Linked DNA regions of Homo sapiens: regions 1, 3 and 4 are each linked to region 2. Evidence: chromatin contacts called from ENCODE Hi-C or POLR2A ChIA-PET data. All regions are on one chromosome and are shown on one strand. Each heading gives the region's core, a stretch centred on a gene start or an enhancer-like site at or near the end of the contact. The rest is flanking DNA. Distances are from core to core; before and after follow the strand shown.

Region 1 (2,700 bases), core at 162-2,661, 780 kb after region 2:
ATCAAAAGGTGAGCTGGCAAACAAAGATGAGCCATAGAATCAGATCAGCAGCCAGGAGTGGATTGCCAAGGTGACAAGGTAAGAGTTAGGAAGAAAATCAGAAGTGTACACCAACAAGGTGGAAACCAGAGGAGGTGCCAAAGGCCACAAAAGTATGGATGCGGAGGGCAGCTCAAGGGATTTCCCCCAAAACATGACAGGTGTCCCTCCCATGGCCTATGGGTTAACAGCCACTCTTAATGCAGTGGACATGGGGCCCCCTAAAACCACTGTGTTTAAAGAAACACTGACTAAGGCCCATAATCGTCCATGGAGATTTCCTGCGGGCGGCATCCTGGGCTTCTTGGGTGAAAGTGACCTTTTACAACTTTGGGAGTCCAGCCACTGTGGAGGAAGGCAGAACTCTCTTTCAGGAAATAAGTCTGGAGGTGAACCCTCCAGAACACACAGGGGTACTTCCCTGTGCTGCGCTCCAGGACTCCAAGGACATAACCATAGCATCGTGGAAGGAAGACAGGATTTGAATTCAGAAGAGCTAGGCTTGAGACTGGCTGCTGCCCTCTGCACCCTTGGGGCCTGGGAAGAATTCCCTCCCTCTCTAATTCTCCATTTCCTAAAAGCCAAAAAAGTAGGCCTTCTGCTCTGTCTAGCCCATAGTGTTCATATGAAAGTAAATGAAATAAGAACTGTTAAAATGCTTTAGGAGCCATAAAGCACCATACACGGGCCAGGTATTTGTGTCTTTGTTATTTTCTTCATCCATCACCTGTTCTCTTTCCCCCATCTCTGTACTTGCCTGTTTCTCTGCTGTTCCCCAGAAGGTTAATCTGCCTGGTATAACTTCCTCATTTTACTGCTACTTTACTTCCTTATCTAAATTTGGGCATATTTCAGGGTAAAAGAGGTGGGGCTAGAGGTAAAACTAGCAAAGCTACAGAAGACAGAAATAGGACACAGGGTTAGAGGGCAAAGAGAGAGGCATTAACAAGCAAAAGAATAGAAAAGAAGAAATAAGGAACACAACAGGTTAGAAGCAGAAAGGTGTGTGAAGGTCAGTCTTGCGTGGCTTCATGCCCTGCATGGGACCAAACTCCCAGATCACTGGGTGTGAGGGCCGAGGCTGGTAGCCTCATAAGCTGCAGATTTGGCAGAAGCCCCTGCTGTTAGGTGGCCAAGTCACAGTCATCTCAAGTGACCGCAACACAAACTCTCCCAGGAAGTCTCTCTCCGTTTCACCAGTTCTCTTTCTCTCTGGTCAGATAATGTAGCATTTTAAAGAGATAATGGAAGTGGTCAGTCATGTGAATGATGAAACTAAGCTGCAATACTTCACTTTATTGTTTATCCAAAAATCTTAAGATCACTTGATAATAAACTGCACAGTGTACAGAGTCACTTACAAATACTTATTGACAATATTCACGCAGACACATCTGGGATTCATCTTTCACACATCTGGTGAGGATGTATGGGGAAATCCTTGTAAATGGGAAGAAATGTTTGAGGTAACGCCTGGCAGCCCCAACAGCTGGGCAGCACAGTGTCCCCATTATCCCTGCTCAGGGCATTATCACTAAATGGAAATGACTCTGCTTCTCCAGGAAGCAAACTAGCTAACTTCTCTTTTTCTGAAAGTGAAACAAATGTGCAACCAACACATACGTGCACTGTTTACAATAGCAAAGACATGGAACCAACCCAAATGCCCATCAATGATAGACTGGATAAAGAAAATGTGGTACATATACACCGTGGAATACTATGCAACCATAAAAAAGAATGAGATCAGGCCCTTTGCAAGGACATGGATGAAACTGGAAGCCATCATTCGCAGCAAACTAACACAGGAACAGAAAACCAAACACCACATGTTCTCACTCATAAGTGGGAGTTGAACAATGACAATACATGGACACAGGGAGGGGAACAACACACACTGGGGCCTGTCGTGGCGGGGGGGTACAAGGGGAGGGAGAGCATTAGGACAAATACCTAATACATGCAGGGCTTAAAACCTATATGATGGGTTGATAGGTGTAGCAAACCGCCATGGCACACATATACCTATGTAACAAACCTGCACACTGGAATTTAAAGTAAAATTTTTTTAAAGCTTAATTAATAAACACAAAAATATGTTATAAAACTGCAACCAAGCTCTAGCTTTTAAAGTTAGAAGAAGAAAGTATTATAAACTTACTGAAAGACTGTCACATTAGTAATACAATGTGAAATAAAACAATGACAAGAGAATGCTACTAAACTCAGGATGTCATGAAGTATGTTGGACCACAGTCAGATGCCCCATTCTTTCATTTGTCAATTATGTGAACTCCATGTGCAAATTATTTAAACAATTTTATAGTTAAGATGGTAAAATGAAAGAAAACATGTCAGATGTCAAGCCCTCAAACTCTTCCCTGCGTTGTGGAGTAACTGACATGTTTGAATTTCAGGATGATCAAGAAATCACACCCAAAAGCCTGACTCCTTTTCATTCTCCTGTATATAATGAAGAGCCTGATTAGCATTAGAAGAAGGAGAGAAAAACAAACCAGGAAGTCTTCCAGTGGTTCTCAGCCTAGTCTGCCCATAGAATCACTGAGGCATCTTTCAATAACCTGATGCCCACACCATACCCCAAACTCAGTTACATCAAAATACCTGAGGGTGCAGCTTCTAGGGAGAACGAAGCAGGAG
Region 2 (2,700 bases), core at 61-2,560:
TCTTCCTTCCATCCACCTCCAATAATGAAATCAGTGTTTGTTTGCTGCTTTTTTTAGACAAATCTCCCCGTTTTGTAAAACAAGGGAGTATTTTTTGTTTTACAAAACTGAGAGATTTAGGTAAGCCGTGAGTTAGTGGAAACATCCGGAACCATATAAGGGAGCTTTAGCTTTTGTGTGAAGGAAAGAAAACAGTTTGTGACTTTAGCTGAAACAAATAATAATTAATATATTACTGTATATAATTGATTACTATAGTATATTTTATATTGATATAAAATATATTAGCATATTTATATATTAATATATTATTATATCCATATATTAATTTAATACAAGTAATATATTAATATATATCATATGTTATTATAATATAAAATTGTATATTATAATAACATATACTAATATAATACGTTACATATCTTAGTAATATGTGACTGTATATAATTTTATGTTAATTTATTTTTCAAACTTCTTGTGACCAGATTTTCTGTACCTAAGAGAAATTTTCTGTAACTAAGAGAACTTTAGCTGCAGAAATATAACACTAGTGAGAAATCTAACAAGTTTGTTTATTTAAGGCAAGGGTTGGCAAACTATAGCCCGTGGGCCCAATCCAGCCAGCTGCCTACTTTTTACAGCCAGTAAGCTAAGAATGGTTTTGACATTTTTGAGTGGTTATGTTTTAAATGGTTGTATAAATATCTACATAATGTCCTTGCTATTGCCTCTTGGCCTCCAAGTCTGAAGATGGGAAAACATTGCTCTGGGTTGGGTGTTTCTATTGTGCTAATGCCTCATTTGGTACCCAAAGCCCTGAAGCAACAAGACTTAGTTGTGTCTCGTTCCAGCTGCCAGATGCAGAGAAGGCCTAGCATGCATAGCTCAGTATGTCACCGGCCCATGAATGTGTCTCTTAAATACAGAAAAGACGACACGTCAGCCTGTTGCAATGGGGTTCTGTGGCTTGAAAAAGACCTCTGTATTGTATATGAATCTTAGTAATTGGAACTTGGACTCATCACGTCTTTTTTAGCAATGACATTGTAACAGCATGCACCCATCCATCATCGTGTCATCCTTATGAAAATGGTCTCCACTGGTCAGCTTGTCATAGTTAATTAGTCTTCCAATGTATGGATAGTCAGAAGCAAAGCGACTTTGAGGTTTTTTTTGACAATTTTAAAAGTGAACTCCAGAGATACCTGATCTTTCCTGCCTTTTAATTAGAGCCTTTTCATTTGAGGAGGAGAGTGTCCTTGTGGTTAGGAGTACAACCAGCCTAGTTCTGCTTCCCATTTTCAGTTCTGTAGGCGACTCATAGCAACCACAGGCAAGTCGGTGACTGAGTCCTCCAATATGTGCAGTACAGGAAGTTCTAGAATAAAATGCAGTTAGCTGATTGCTACTCAAATGTAGATATTGTTGATATCTTAGTGAGAAAAGGGTAGTGTATTAGATACCGCTATGAAATCTCTAAACTTAGTAGTTTAAAAAAGATGAACAACCATTTGTTTAGCTCAAGATTCTGTAAGTCATCAATTTAGTCTGGGCACAGCTTGCTCTGTCAGGCACCCACAGTCAGTGGTGTTGGTGTGTTGGGTGGATGGGTGGTTGTGTTCATCTTGGCTGGGCTCTCTCATGTCTCAGGCTTTGGCTGGGACAATGAGCTATGCCTCTCTGCTCCGAATAGCTTCTTTTCCCACAGCAGGCTAGCCCAGGCAGACATAGGGGTCTCGAAAGAGAGTGAATGTGTGTAAGAAATCTTAAAGCCTAGGCTTGGAATGGGCAAAATATGACTCCATCATATTTTAATGGTCAAAGCAGGTCACAAGGCGAGCCTGGACCCAAAGTGAAGGGAAACAGACTCTACCTCTTGATGAAAGGGGCTTCAGGGTCATGTTTCAAGGGCATGGTTGCAGGAAGAAGAAGGGTTGTGGTTATTTTGCCATCTACCTCTGGGAGCTAAAACATGAAGGAACACATGCAAGGTGTGAACCGGCCCTGCTGCCAGACAAGGTGAGGGGAAGAGGCCATGACCGTGAAGTCTAGATGCTAAGCTGTGAGAGAGGGACTGATCAGGGGAATTCAGTGACCTCACGTACAGCAGGGATATAGATGATACCGCTGTTTTTCCCCGGGTCTCATTTCTGGCAGAAGAGAGTGAGGGAGCCTCCAGGAGAGAAGTCAGACCTGCAAAGGATGAGTAGGTGTGTGAGTAGCACCATGGGGGGTTTTGGTTAATTTAGTGAAGAAAGAGGGTATTTTTCCATATGCATTGGGAAACCAAGAGTGAACACAGGCTCTGAGTTCAACAGGCTAGTGGAGAGGAAAGAAAACTGCACGCAGGAAGGAAATCCCCTGAACCAAGAGGCTGAGGTTTGATGTTGTGAGCTCAGCCTTCCAAGGCAGACACACATGACTTCTAGTTGTGGTGTGACACCTTATTAACTGTGTGACTTTGGGCAAATCACTTTACCTCTCTAAGGCTCAATCTCCATATCTGTAAGATAAGGATAATAATATATGCCTCAGAGTACTGTAGGGGTGACTAAAGGAGATAATCCATTGTAATATGTCTAAATCGATACCTGGCAGGATAACGGCTGTCCATGAGTGTCCATTGTTACTAACCTTCTTACTTTTGTTGCTATTGATTTTTCATGCATGGCCCACAATTCTAGTTTGCAGTACTGGCCA
Region 3 (2,700 bases), core at 131-2,630, 810 kb after region 2:
TATACACATATGAAAAATGAAAATAATATATATTTTAGTGGCCTAGGAGGGGGCCTGAGCATTTTAGAAGGTTCTCAGGTGATTTTCCTGGGCAGCCAGCATTGAGAACCACTGATTTAGAGTGAAACATTCATAAACTCAGATCTCTGGATAAGAAAATATAACATATTTAAAATAGAAGAGAGAAATACAGGTAACAAAAGTTCCCAAATAATGTCAGTGGGAAGAAAGCCTGGACTTTGCTTACTCTCTCTTCACGCTCTCAAGAGGTGTGTCCACAAAGCACTCTCAATAGCTCCCGTAGCAACATTGATTCTTCCACTGGACCTTCATCTTTTCATGGTGGCCCAAAGGCTTTGCTCTCCCTCTCTCCCTGGTAGGGAGCTTGGTTCCATTGCTTCTTCATATTTGCCTTCTGACTCCCGCTAAGCCTCACCTGAACCAGCAGACACAAATATTGTTCCTGAGGTGTCTTCCTACCTCAAGGCTCAATTGAGCTGAACTTCCCTAGAAATGACAAAGCAAGATACAAGAGAGATGGGCCCTAACAGACCAGTGAGCAGCCATGGCGGTTTAACAGACAAAAAGAGGATGGAGGGGGCTGGGAGAGAGGGCGACCACCTGTCCTGGTTTGCCTAGTTCCAAGGGCTAAAACTGAGACAGTCCTGAACAGTCCTATGACCAAGCACAGCTTTGTGTCTTGCAGGAGACGACACTTTCATGTGGGTCTATGAGACCTCATTGAACACAAGCATTTTATATTTTATTTGTTTTGTGAGCATGCTAAGAGTTAATTTTCCAATTTTCTTTTTTCTTTTTTTTAATTAAACAATAGATGTGTCAACCATCGAAAAACTTAAATATTCAGAGAAGCAAGAAAAAAACAAATGAAATCACTTGTAATCTCACTTTCCAAGGAAAATTACTTTTAAGATACTGGTGTTTCTCCTTCCAATCTTTTTATGAGCATTTATTCTAAATATCTGTGCAAATATAAATATATTAAATTTACTTTCTATTTAGGAAATCAAAGAAGTTGGGAGAATAGAAAAGATCATTAGACACAAACAAAAGATGGTACACAAAGGGAAATGAAAATAAAACATGAATGACAAGAGAAGTTAGGGTAAAACTGATCCACACCAGTGCTTCTCCAGGAGCCATAGCCTTGATCTGAGGCATCAGGGCAGTGCTTTGTCCGTGGAGTGTGCTAGAACCATGAGGTCATCCTCTCTGATGGTGGTCACCCTCTCTGATGGTTCTATTACTTTTAATTGCAAAAACAGCAATTGCTTTTGCACCAGCCTAATAAGTATATGCTGGGCTCCAGAACTGAAGAGGACTGAACGTCATAGGAGGCTGTGGCTAAAGAAACTGGAAATGGTTCAGAGAAGAGAAACCAAGATGACTAATAAAGGGGAGCACAATGAAGCCTTTGAGCAGAGGTGAAAGAAAGCACAACTGTGCGGCCGGAAAGAAAGGAGGGCTGAGACAACGTAATACCATTCATGTAGATGAGGGGTGTGCACCTCTAAGGGGTGACTTGCTGTTCTCTATTTTCACTGAGGACTGAAAAAGGAGAACAAATAATAAACATTACTCTGTATGTCTAAGGGTTTTTTACTTTGCCAGAATTTTTTTTTTTCCCAGTGACTGATATCATCCTTACATTTTGAGATACTGACTGTCCTTGCACAGGGATTTAGGTTTGCATAGGAGAAACTACCACGGTGGCTGTTAAAGCATCCAGTGAGATTTTCCAAGGAGGGCACAGACTCTTCTTTCAATGATCAAAATAGAACCATTCTTCATCACATAGGGATGCTTTCTACATTGCCCTGCCTAAGAACCAAGAATAGTAAGTATACATTCCATTTCTAGAATACATTAATTGAATGTCTTTCTCCTTTCTAAACTCATTGGGCCTGTGAAACAATCATTTGAGGTCACGAGGAAGATATTATCTTCCCATTGTCCAGGTGAGAAAATGAAGGTTTAGAGGAAGGAAGTGACCTGCCCAAGGCCCCACAGTGAATGGTAAGCTAGAGTATATTCCAGATCTAGGGATTCTGGGTTTCCAGGACTCTTGCCACACTAGTCAATCTCTGAGATCAGAATCACCTGCAGGGCTTGTTGAAACACGGATTGCTGGATCCAGCCCCAGAGTTTCTGATTCTGTAGGTCTTGGGTGGGGCCTGAGAATTTGCATTTCCAACAAGCTCCAGGTAATGCTGCTGCTGTCTGGGAACCACACTCTGAGAATGACTGTGTTATACCACACCTGCCAGCCAACTAGAGCTGTGAAAGGAAAACACTTCAGTAAGACCTCAAACCCAGAGAATTTTCATTCAGACCTCAGACTCAGAGAAGTTTTATTTAACTTGAAAAATCATCTGCATGAAACTCACTAATTTCTGACCACCTTCCAAGCAACTGGCCCCTGTGTTATCAGAACACATTAGCACACAAGTCCACTCACAGTGCAGAGTCCAAGCCTCGCTTCCACACACTTTCCCAGAGCAATACAACCCAAAGAGGTAGAAGTGGAGCAGGGGAACTAAGAAATATTGAGCACTTATTCTATGACAGGCAGTGTTCAGAGTCTTGTATAACTCCTTATTTTATGTTTACAGTCACTCTGATAGAGAAACAATTATTCCCATTTTACAGAGGAAGAAATTGAGGCTCAAAAGGGTTACA
Region 4 (2,700 bases), core at 192-2,691, 960 kb after region 2:
TTTTAATACTGTTTGCTTTTCAGCTATAGGCTATACTTTTAATACTATTACTACAAATTAAAATTTTAAGTATATTTTTAATATACACATACATTAAATTAATTCTGGATTGAGAGTCCTGTTGAAAATACAATTCATAATGAAAGGTTGAAGGCTTATCTGTCTTAATTATAATCTGAGAGTGTGCCCTTATTTATAAACAAAAGCTATTAGTAATATGTTTTTTTTTATTTCTTGGAGGAATTTTGTTGAAAATACAATTCATAATGAAAGGTTGAAGGCTTATCTGTCTTAAATTATAATCTGAGAGTGTGTCGTTATTTATAAACAAAAGCTATTAGGAATATGTCGTTTTTAAATTTTTTGAAGGAATTATTTTGAATGTAGATACATATAAATATTTCCACAGTGATAGTATGTGAATGAATTCAGTATTTCTTTGATGCAAGTTGGTACATGATTCAAGCTTTTGAACTACTTAGAATCTAGACTAAGTGGGTGAGGCCAAGAGGGTAGGCAGTGAACCACCAAAAGGTACTTGTAAGTTCTTGTTAAATATTGTTGAATGAATGGGAGAGAGGGAGAAAAGAAGATTGAAATTGTGTGTCTGTGGCAGGCAGGTGTGTGTGTGTATGGTGGTAAATGGAAAAAAATCAATAAAAATGTTAGATTTACTCTCTTGATTAGATGGAATAAGATACAGGAGGATATTGTGATCATAAAGTGAGTTATTAAACTTATTTAAAGTGAGAATCTAGAAGTGTTGCTTCCGAAGTGATGACAAGGTCTAAGAGTGGCAATTTGAGTTTAGGTTGCCTGAGTGGAATATGGGGTATGAAAGATGAAAGGCATTAGAAATGAAGATGTTAATGAAATCTGAGACTAAGGTGTAGATTGGGTTATACTAAGTCTAAAATGTCTTTTATCTGCCCTGACACTTTTTTGGCATGTTGTCCAACTACAGATTCCCAAACCTGATCCAGATTACCAATTTTACGCATTTCTGCAAGTATACGGAGGGAAAATAAAATCACATACCTTTACATATCATTATTACTATCCCCTGTCATTCTGCATCAGCATAGGTAGGCAGGCTCATGGAACAGATTTTAAGTGTTTTACAATTTATATTTTAAAATATAGCAACTTACTACCTACCATAACATTAGTGGACTGTATTTTTAATGATCGGTGAAAACTTTCAGCCTAGACAGCGAATATATCAGCTTGGAAGGAATTGCTAACTGAACATCTATAATCATTTCCTGAAAATGTGCCCACCAACATGCAAAAGGTTAGAAACACCCAGTTTAATGGTGAGAGTTAGGGATAAAGCAGAAGCCCTAGATGTGCCAAAGTCTTCAATAAATATTTGAAATTGACTGGAAAGAAGGTAGATGACAATGTTGAGGTGGGGACGAGGGCAGTGAGGAAGGTGACACACAGGAAACGGGGGGGTTGGGTAGGGGCAGAGTTGCACAAGAATGGAAAGCAGTTCTCTACAACAGTTCCTCAAAATAGACTAAGGATCGCCTGCATCAGAATCACCTGATTTCCTTGTTTTGAAATTCGGATTTCTGGGCTTCACATTCCAACTCAGTGAGAATCACCACACAGCTAAGAGCAATCTGCATTTTTAACAGGATCCTCAGGTGATTCCTACTGAAATTAAGGTTTGAGAACTGGTTGTTTAGAAGTACCAATAGAGAGTTTAGAAAATGCTGACCCTGCCTTCTAACAATAGAATATTGATAAGTAGAATGTTGGAAGATAATCAGTTTTATAAAACTCAAGATAATTGTGGAGAAGCAGAGAGGCCACTTAAGGGGGGTTAATAGTGTTACAGAACTGGGGATGTGGAGGCTGTTGTAATAATAGCTTTGCTTCTGGCAGATACTTTTTATAGACAGCTAACTGTTAAACTAACAAAGGAGATTTTAAATTAACAGAATTCATCAAACATTTAACATAAGTGTTTTAGTTTGTTTCTTTAAAAAATTTATTATGTAGATGCTTTGGAAGGTTTTGTCCCTTTTGAAGCATGAGATGTTACTGAGAAAATTTCTTGCCAAATGAAGTAATAGACACTCTGCTAGATGTCAAGAATACAAGTGGTGAACAAGATAGATAAGCTTCCTGATCTTAGCATATGGTCTTCGGAATGGGAAGAGAGGATATAGACAAATTAATTTTAATACCATGTGAAAAATGTTGTGCTAGGCCAAGTATAGCATGGTCTGAGTACTGGTGGGAGCATGGAAAGATTACCTGAGTGATTACTATATAAGCTGAGGTCTGAAGGATGACCTAGCCAGATAAAGGGTGAAAAATATTCTCATCAGAAGCAACTGTAACAACCCGAAGGAAGTGTGAGACCATAGAACTGGAAATTCATGTTGTTGGAATGGAGAATGTGAGGGCAGGTGTGTGAGAAATGAGGCTAGAGAGATAAGTAGATAGTAGATCCTGCAAAACCTTGAAAACCATATTGAAGAGTTTAGTCTTTACCTAAAAGGCAATGGAGAGCCACTAAATGCTATAAAAATGGGAGTGTCTCAGTTGGGTTCACATTTTAGAAAACTGTCTCTGTCTAGTTTGAAGAATTGATTGCGGGACTGACAGTACTAGAGACATGGGAAACAAGTTCAGTCATCAAGGGCAAAAGAGGAGTGAGACTTAGGACATTCTCAAGGATATATA

Evidence for each region. Hi-C counts contacts between places; a loop is a spot of excess contacts on that map. ChIA-PET counts read pairs that join two places held with the same protein, here RNA polymerase II (POLR2A). Pooled maps may share reads with other maps.
Region 1: a loop to region 2 is called in a pooled map, with 4 times the contacts of the local background. The contact joins two enhancer-like sites. A Hi-C loop is called at or near these places in 5 of 37 single-sample maps with no recorded cell type and 5 of 50 pooled maps. POLR2A ChIA-PET finds 5 or more read pairs at or near these places in 1 of 52 experiments (naive thymus-derived CD8-positive, alpha-beta T cell).
Region 3: a pooled map shows a loop between it and region 2 (4-fold over the local background). The contact joins two enhancer-like sites. A Hi-C loop is called at or near these places in 3 of 37 single-sample maps with no recorded cell type and 7 of 50 pooled maps.
Region 4: a pooled map shows a loop between it and region 2 (3-fold over the local background). The contact joins two enhancer-like sites. A Hi-C loop is called at or near these places in 1 of 50 pooled maps. POLR2A ChIA-PET finds 5 or more read pairs at or near these places in 2 of 52 experiments (OCI-LY7 and activated T-cell).

The regions. Positions count from the first base shown.
Region 1 is chr4:152,662,425-152,665,124 of GRCh38, forward strand. The region is part of intron 1 of TMEM154 (transmembrane protein 154); the gene reads right to left. Among named protein-coding and RNA genes, the nearest start is that of TMEM154, 16 kb to the right of the region's middle. RefSeq lists enhancers at 1,170-1,239, 1,330-1,409. Within about 2 kb of position 1,412, at least 4 of the 41 ENCODE cell types and tissues checked have a DNase peak (open chromatin) inside an H3K27ac peak, as active enhancers do.
Region 2 is chr4:151,886,386-151,889,085 of GRCh38, forward strand. All of the region lies in intron 2 of LOC127898557 (a long non-coding RNA gene), which reads left to right. LOC102724700 (a long non-coding RNA gene) reads right to left here. Exons shown (of 5, transcript NR_188364.1): 4 at 2,106-2,193; 5 at 561-1,378. Among named protein-coding and RNA genes, the nearest start is that of LINC03074, 68 kb to the right of the region's middle. Within about 2 kb of position 1,311, at least 2 of the 41 ENCODE cell types and tissues checked have a DNase peak (open chromatin) inside an H3K27ac peak, as active enhancers do.
Region 3 is chr4:152,695,676-152,698,375 of GRCh38, forward strand. No RefSeq gene overlaps it. Among named protein-coding and RNA genes, the nearest start is that of TMEM154, 17 kb to the left of the region's middle. RefSeq lists enhancers at 1,259-1,488, 1,519-1,568. Within about 2 kb of position 1,381, at least 6 of the 41 ENCODE cell types and tissues checked have a DNase peak (open chromatin) inside an H3K27ac peak, as active enhancers do.
Region 4 is chr4:152,849,055-152,851,754 of GRCh38, forward strand. All of the region lies in intron 2 of ARFIP1 (ARF interacting protein 1), which reads left to right. Among named protein-coding and RNA genes, the nearest start is that of ARFIP1, 70 kb to the left of the region's middle. RefSeq lists enhancers at 1,363-1,657, 1,544-2,202. Within about 2 kb of position 1,442, at least 11 of the 41 ENCODE cell types and tissues checked have a DNase peak (open chromatin) inside an H3K27ac peak, as active enhancers do.